2 separate regions of the Homo sapiens genome follow, and region 1 is linked to region 2. Evidence: chromatin contacts called from ENCODE Hi-C or POLR2A ChIA-PET data. All regions are on one chromosome and are shown on one strand. The core of a region is the stretch at or near the end of the contact, and the rest is flanking DNA. Distances in the headings are between cores, read along the strand shown.

Evidence for each region. Hi-C counts contacts between places; a loop is a spot of excess contacts on that map. ChIA-PET counts read pairs that join two places held with the same protein, here RNA polymerase II (POLR2A). Pooled maps may share reads with other maps.
Region 1: a loop to region 2 is called in a map of dorsolateral prefrontal cortex, with 2.7 times the contacts of the local background. The contact joins two enhancer-like sites. A Hi-C loop is called at or near these places in 2 of 168 maps with a recorded cell type or tissue (dorsolateral prefrontal cortex and endothelial cell of hepatic sinusoid), 1 of 37 single-sample maps with no recorded cell type and 8 of 50 pooled maps. POLR2A ChIA-PET finds 5 or more read pairs at or near these places in 1 of 52 experiments (AG04449).

Annotation. Positions count from the first base shown.
Region 1 is chr5:37,720,647-37,724,325 of GRCh38, forward strand. It overlaps WDR70 (WD repeat domain 70), which reads left to right. Exons shown (of 18, transcript NM_018034.4): 14 at 469-569; 15 at 2,209-2,288. Among named protein-coding and RNA genes, the nearest start is that of GDNF-AS1, 120 kb to the right of the region's middle. RefSeq lists an enhancer at 3,386-3,679. Within about 2 kb of position 2,390, at least 4 of the 41 ENCODE cell types and tissues checked have a DNase peak (open chromatin) inside an H3K27ac peak, as active enhancers do.
Region 2 is chr5:37,770,558-37,774,024 of GRCh38, forward strand. No RefSeq gene overlaps it. Among named protein-coding and RNA genes, the nearest start is that of GDNF-AS1, 68 kb to the right of the region's middle. Within about 2 kb of position 1,259, at least 3 of the 41 ENCODE cell types and tissues checked have a DNase peak (open chromatin) inside an H3K27ac peak, as active enhancers do.

The sequences.
Region 1 (3,679 bases), core at 1,140-3,639, 49 kb before region 2:
TTTCTGAAAAAGCTTTATGAGATTTGGATCTTTGTGAACTAAAAACAATAACCACCTGGTCTCAATCTGCTGTCCAGAGGGACATATTGTATGTGTGTAAGAGCATGAAATTCGCTTCAGTGGTAAGTGTAACTGAGTTATGTGGATTTAGCATTCCATGATGCCAGCCTCACGTGGTAATGGACCTGGGAAACCTAATTTTGTGGTTTCAGGGCTGTCCAGAAAGGGAGATAATGTCAGGAAGAGAACATCTTTTTTATTTTTATGGAGTATCACCCAGATAATAAGTGATGGAATGGAATTTTACTTCAGGAACACAACTTTATGGTTTAAAAGAAAATGTCTGAAAGTTAGAGGTAAACCATCAGGATGATATTTGATATAGTAGACTAGCCATCAAAGTACCAGCAGGATTGTTTCCATTTTTATCTGGCCTCTTTAGTCAACCACTGCGCTTTTCCTTTGCAGAGTGTTGTTCGCTGCCTGTGGCATCCAAAGCTGAACCAGATCATGGTTGGAACTGGAAATGGATTGGCTAAAGTCTATTACGACCCCAACAAGAGTCAGAGGTATTTCATAAGTATTGCCTGTTTTAGATGGATGACAACAACTGGGGGGAGGGATTTCCCTCCCACCCCCGCTTTTATTTATTTCCCACTTTGATGGAGATCCACCCATTTAGAAAATGCAGCTGGAACAAAGTAAAGCCTCAAACTCCTGGTATTGTGCTTTAAAAAGGATTTGAATATTGCCCTTGATCCACACTGAATTCAAAGCGAAAGTTTCCTGGGAATTTGCAGTTGTTTAGCTGAAATGTTGAGTGCAAGGGGGAAAAACGTTCTGCCCACTTTGCATACCACCCTGGACAGAGGCATTAGCAGTGATACATGTAAGAGATTTAACAAAGCAGGGAACTAACCACTTACAGGAAATGGAATCAGCTTGTCCATTTTGCTTCTTTCTTTTTTGGCTTCTAGCAGTTTGGATGTTTGGCAAGATTATTCTCTGTCCGCAGAAAGGGACAGCACAGATACGTTTCCCCTCCACCCCCATGCCCACCCAAGTTTCAAACTTAAGCATACCACTGTATTTCAAAAGTCTGAAAACGTAACTAGAGGTTCAGTCATTTCCTCAGTTATTTCCGTTTTGCTTAGGCACAAAGATGGATATGTGTCATCACCCAGAAAAGATGGTTTTGTTTCTCTCTCTTAAAGTACAGTGACTGATAAGCTTTCTTTAGAGTAAGACTTGGTTAACTAGCATTAAAATTCACATGTGAAATTTACTGGGGTCCCATATAAACCTGTTTTAAGGTCCCACATCCTTTGAGGAAAGGAAAGCCAGCCTCTATTAATGAATATTCATTGGCCATAATTTTGCTCTGAATAGAAGCAGACAGCCCCATCTTCCTTCAGAGCTTCCTGGACTAGAGTTGGAATCCTGGCCTTATACAATAAAGTATATTTATGGTATTTGAAAACAAATAGGATTTTATTTGTTTTTTAAAAAAGAAATTAAAAATGCTAATGTACTTAGGATGGGAGTCTGTTTCACTTGAGAAAATGATGAGCCTCATTTGATAGCACCCATTTAGAAGGCACTTTCTGTGGAAGCTTTGCTTTAAGAAATTTACTTATTTGTATTTGCTTCTCTTGAAAAGGATAACTCTGTACTACTAAGGAGAAGTGCAATGTTCTAAGCACATTTTTGGTTAATCCCACACATTCTTGGGCCATAGCCCCTCGGCAACACTGCCAAGCCAACTCAGTTCCAGACACTTGTACTCTTGTATTTGAAAAGTGGACATATGCCATTTGGGGTGTAGACCACCCAGGTTGCTTTAGTCTGAGACATAAACTAAAATTTTAACCCTGTGACCTTTAGAGTGAAAAGGTTGGGTAATTTTATTATTTAAGATCTTAAAATTTCACATTATTCCTATAGGTTTTGTAAACTTGTGTCCTGTTGCCCTGTTACCTCTCCAACCCTCTTGCTTGTTAATAACCACTGACTGACAGACTTGCTTTTCCATAAGTTTAAGCTTTTATCACTGAGAGCCCATCTGTTGCCATCCCTCAGAAAGTCAAGTACTTGTGTAGATGGAGTGCATGCACAGAGTATGTTCCTGAAAGTATCTCATGTTTTCAACATGAAATTTTCTGTTTCTAAGACCAAGTAAAGAAAATAATTTGCTTTTACACCCGTTAGGGGAGCAAAATTATGTGTGGTTAAAACCCAGCGGAAGGCAAAACAAGCTGAGACTCTAACTCAGGACTACATCATCACCCGTAAGTCGTTAACATGCCTCTCAATCATGCATCTCTCTTCTACTCTCATGTGGTTTTGATTGCATAGCTTTAGAGACAGAGAAAGCCCTCAGAATTCAGGCATATATTACAAAATTGCCCATTCATGTGGATAGGACTACGAGTCATGTAACAGCTAACCTCTGTGGCTTCTGTGACTCATCACAGGGACAGGGTTATTTCATGCAGCTTTCAACCCAAAAGGGAAAAGCCTGTTCGAGTCCAATACATTACTTTATAGCAGTTTTTTCAAGAGTAACAGTCTATTCCAAGTGTGAACAAGAAAGAGTGCTGGTCTTGGAATCAGGAGGCCTGGGTTTGTCCAGTTCCACCACTGAGTGGCAATGTGATGTTGAACAACTTAACTTTTAATCAGGGAAGTGTGGCGACCAGAGGAAGGGTCTCTTCCAGCTTTCTCTGAAATTCTATGACCATGTGCTAGACTGATCCACAGGAATTTGTATATAAAATTAACTACCTGGGGTATGAGTAGAAAGCTTACTAGGGCAGAGTGGTTTCTCTCACGTATGTCACACAACCTCATTAATCTGGCAGATGTGTGTTCCCAGAGCCACAATCTCAAACCTGCAACAGGTGACAGCTAGGAAAGAAATAATGGATGCTACAGCGATTATCATTAGTGGATGGCCCTGTGGACTTTATCAGTGACTCAGTCTGGAGCCCAGGGGGCGCTGTACTGCTGGGTTTTCTCACTGGTGGTGGGTCTCATATGAGACCAAGTCCCTTGGAGCTTATGACCAGTAAAGAGATCCCATGACACTTTTTGCAAGAGTAGAAGTGTTAAAGTCAGTGTCATAACTAGTCTAGCTCATGTAATTACATGCGGCCTACTTAAATTCCTCCAGTCGTTTGAAGTGAAAAGCTATTTTCCCCCTCCTAAAAATACTGTTGTGTTGTGTTGCCCAACTGAGTGACGGGTGGCTATGTTTCTCAGCTCCCCTGACTCAAGGCAGGCATGTTTTACTGGTGAGTGATATGGTCTGGCCTCAGTTGGCAGTATAGGTAGAAGGTAGGAGGGGATACTGGAAGAGGTTTTGAGGTGTTATAGACATTTTATTGATATTATAAATTCCCTTTAACCTTTCCCTTCCTTCCCCTGGTCCCCCGGGAAAAGTTTCTTTTAAAGGGGGTTTAATCTGCACGTAAGAGTCAAAAGAAACTGCTAGTACTTTTCTGGGGCAAAAAAAGGGAGTTATTTAATACTTCCCCTAATAACTCTTTCCTTTTCCCCTAGAATATTATACTGTTTTCCTTTTTAAATTCTTATAATCTTTTATATTCTGAAATTTAATTTTGACATTGAGTAAACAGTAACAGCAATTGAACGCATATTACTTTGGTTTTTATTTTCT
Region 2 (3,467 bases), core at 9-2,508:
TCTATAAAGCTGAGATACGAATATTTAACTCTTGGGGGCTGTTGTCCAGGTTAAATGAGATAATTCATCTAAAAAAAAAAAACTTAACCAATGGCCGAGACACAGTAAATGCTCAGCAAGAGACAGTTATTATGGTTATGCAAAGGGCCAATAAAATATACATAAATCACTCCACTGTAACATAAATTTGACCTCACTACAATGAATTTGCCAGCAGTTCTAGACTAAGCCCCTAGTCCTCTCAGTTTGGTTTGCCTTCTGCTGATGTTTGAATGACTCCTGAAGGTAGACCTGGATTGTCTACCCATAGGTTTTTCAAAGACAATCCAGGGAAACTGAAATCAGTGTCTTCATTTTATCTTGATAACTTTTCCAGCTATAGTTAGTCATATTGGAGTCTTTCCATTAAGCTGAGACATCTATTTAAGATTCAGATTGTTCTTTTAAAAATAGACATTGGAGAATGCAAATATTTAGAGGCCTTACTAAAGAGTTCAGATTTTTAAGGATTTTGAGTAGAGAGAGATCACTCTTGAATGTACTCTCTCTGTTCTCTTTTTAAACTGCCAACAATTTCAAGACTGCTTTGCAAAGAGTAAACATCAAATGAAGAAATCTCCCAGGACCGCCTGAGAGGGAAGTGCAGAAGGCAGGAGAAGGGGCTTGCCCCCAACACCTAGGTGGCAGCATACAAAATCTGGTGTGTCCCAACAGTGATTGCTGAAGCCACTTCCTTCCCCCATGCTCTCCTGCTGTATAGTGTTGGCAGTGGCCACCCCAGACTAAAGGTACTGACTGTGCAGGGACATGGGGCTGTGCTGAGGGAGTAGAGCGTGCAAGTCCAAGTGCTGAAATGCTGGAAGTTCTTGTGTCAGTTTAGAAGGGGCAGCTGGCTCCCTGTCAGTTCTATTCTCTGGGAGTGCCTCGGCAGGCAGAATGCATGTTGATTTTCACCTAAATCCCAGATTGCATAATTCGCACAAGGGCATCTGATGTGGGTTGAGATTTCTCCCCTGCACCACTTAACTTTCTGCAAATCCTGCCTCTTTATCCTGGCCACTCCTTTCAGACAGGACAGCCAGAGAGTGTCTGTTTTGTTTCTAAAGAAACCGAGGCACTGGGACTTAAACTAGCAGGTGCAGCTAAGCTGACCCTGAAGCCAAGAGTTTCTGTACTCCCAAGGCAGTGTTTTATGGGCATTGTTCATAAATATCTTGTTAACCCTCAAATACAGGATCAGGGAAAGTGATCTGGTCTTGGAAGAATGCAGGCCAGAGACCCTGCAAAAGGCAAAGCCATGACTGGGGCGTAAGTCATGCACAGGGGCAGCATCTGTCTGGGTGGAACATAGTTGTGGTCATGGCTACATTACTAACCTCTCACTCAGTCATTTGTTGAAGCAGTCTTTCTTTGGGAAATGGGAGTTGGACCCTTCCCCCTTCTGAAATCCAAAATGCCATCAGTGATATCCTTCTCCATTCAGCCCATTCTGATGGCTTGTGGTGTCTTACAAGTTGCTGAAAGAATGTTGCCTGGAGGGAAGCTCTCTGGATAAAGACACGCTATGGATTCAGTCTTCCAGTGTAGAGTCTCTACATAAAAGGGCGATCAGATATGAGGCAAAGCAGATTCTAAAATGTTAGCTTGCATCGGTCATCTGGGGGGAATGATTAGAAATATGGAATCCGGGGCCCCATCCCCAGTCTTTCAGAGAGTTCCTGGATCTGTGTTTGCAACAATTGTCCTGGTTGACTCTGAAACAGGAGGTCATGGATGCTGCTCTGTGAAATACTGCTCAAGACAATACAGAGTATTCGTGTTTCTTCTGATTCTGAGCTTCAATGCATTTGGGACCCTTGGTGCCTCAGGTGCCCTCCAGACCTTGATGGCAGTGTGGCTGATCTAGGAAGACTGAAACACTCTTGGCCCCACTGCGACCTCTTGATCCTCTGGTTTTCTGCCTATAAGATGAAACACCCCCATGCTTTCAGTTTTAAGGGAAAATATACAGTATGATAATAGAGGTAATGTTGATTTTAAAAAGTGTGCTATCTTAAACTTAGATATAATTTAACAATAGCTTTCACTTTAACTTTTGATTTTCACAATAACCTCAATATCATTTCACAGTAAATCATTTCATTCATGAAGAAACTGAGGCACAGAGATATGTTCCAGAGCCAACAGCAACAACATTATCCCATTGACTGGATAGCTGAACTTAAGTTTGGGGTCCTGGTCTTTAAACTGGCCATTGGAGAAGGGTGCTTGAAGGCCTCACCAAGGAGTTTTGTTGTGGTCTTTTGTTATGAGGGGTCTCTTGAACTTGGTCCTGACATTTTCCTTTTTTGGCTCTCTTCTCTGTCCAAACTCTTACAGCACTAGAACTGGGACTGGAACACCATCCAATCACCAGGTTGGCAGTCTTCCTGGCAGGCTGTCCTGCCTTTCTGTATAAAATCCGTAGAGTACCATGTGGCTGCTGGTGCTGATTAGTGGATATAGGGGTTGTACTATTACCTTAATCCAGAGATTTACCAAAATGACATTAAAATCACCAAGAAAAACTTTTAAGACTTTTATGTGACCAGAGTCCCCTTCCTGAATTGGACCAGCTATAGCTGGATAGTCTGCCTTCCTTCTCTTAATGAGGGTATCTCATGTGTGGCATAGATTATGGTAGGAGTCAGGACACCTGAGTTCTGGTCCAGGCTTGGCCAATAATTTGCTGTGAGCTTGTGAGATTGTACTAATCTCTTGGAGTCTCAGTTCCCTCATCTATAACATGAATAATCTTACTCTGCACTTTCTGGGTCTAATATCATTCAATCTAACTCCTACAAAGCCACTGGGAATGCTAGGGATATATGAATGAATGCCTTCTCTAGGATCCAGTCATCTGGGGATGAGACATTTCCAGGGGTACAGAAACTACAGGCCTCATGGCTTGTAAAAAAATATTGGGAGTGGGTTATGTTTATTTTCTTACTCATTTGGCATATACAGATGCCCACTGCCTCCACCATTCATTTTGCTTTCAGCTTTTGTTTTGCTACCTGAAGAAAGCCCAAAACCTCTTGTAGTCACAGCAAGGCATGGCAAGGAAAAAGCTAATATGGTGACACTGGGTGCTTTAGTGCCTGGAAGTGAATAAGAAAGGATGGGCATGTCTAGCTACAAGCAGTCTTGGGGTTCCCATGTGGCCTGTTCATGATCTTATGACCAGGCATAGGAAAGTTGCTAAGGACTGATGAATTATAGAGAGCCTGGGCCTTAGCAGGCACCTACTCTGCTTCGAACTCCAAGTATATTGGAAGTATATTTACTAGAATCTGGATTTAGAGTAAGTCAAGGACAGGTATTGTATTTTAATGATATTTTCAGAGCCTCAGGAGTAGGCATTCAATCAATACCTACTGAATAAATGAACATGCCTGCAGAATGAGATCATAAAACTAGAGAGAAAC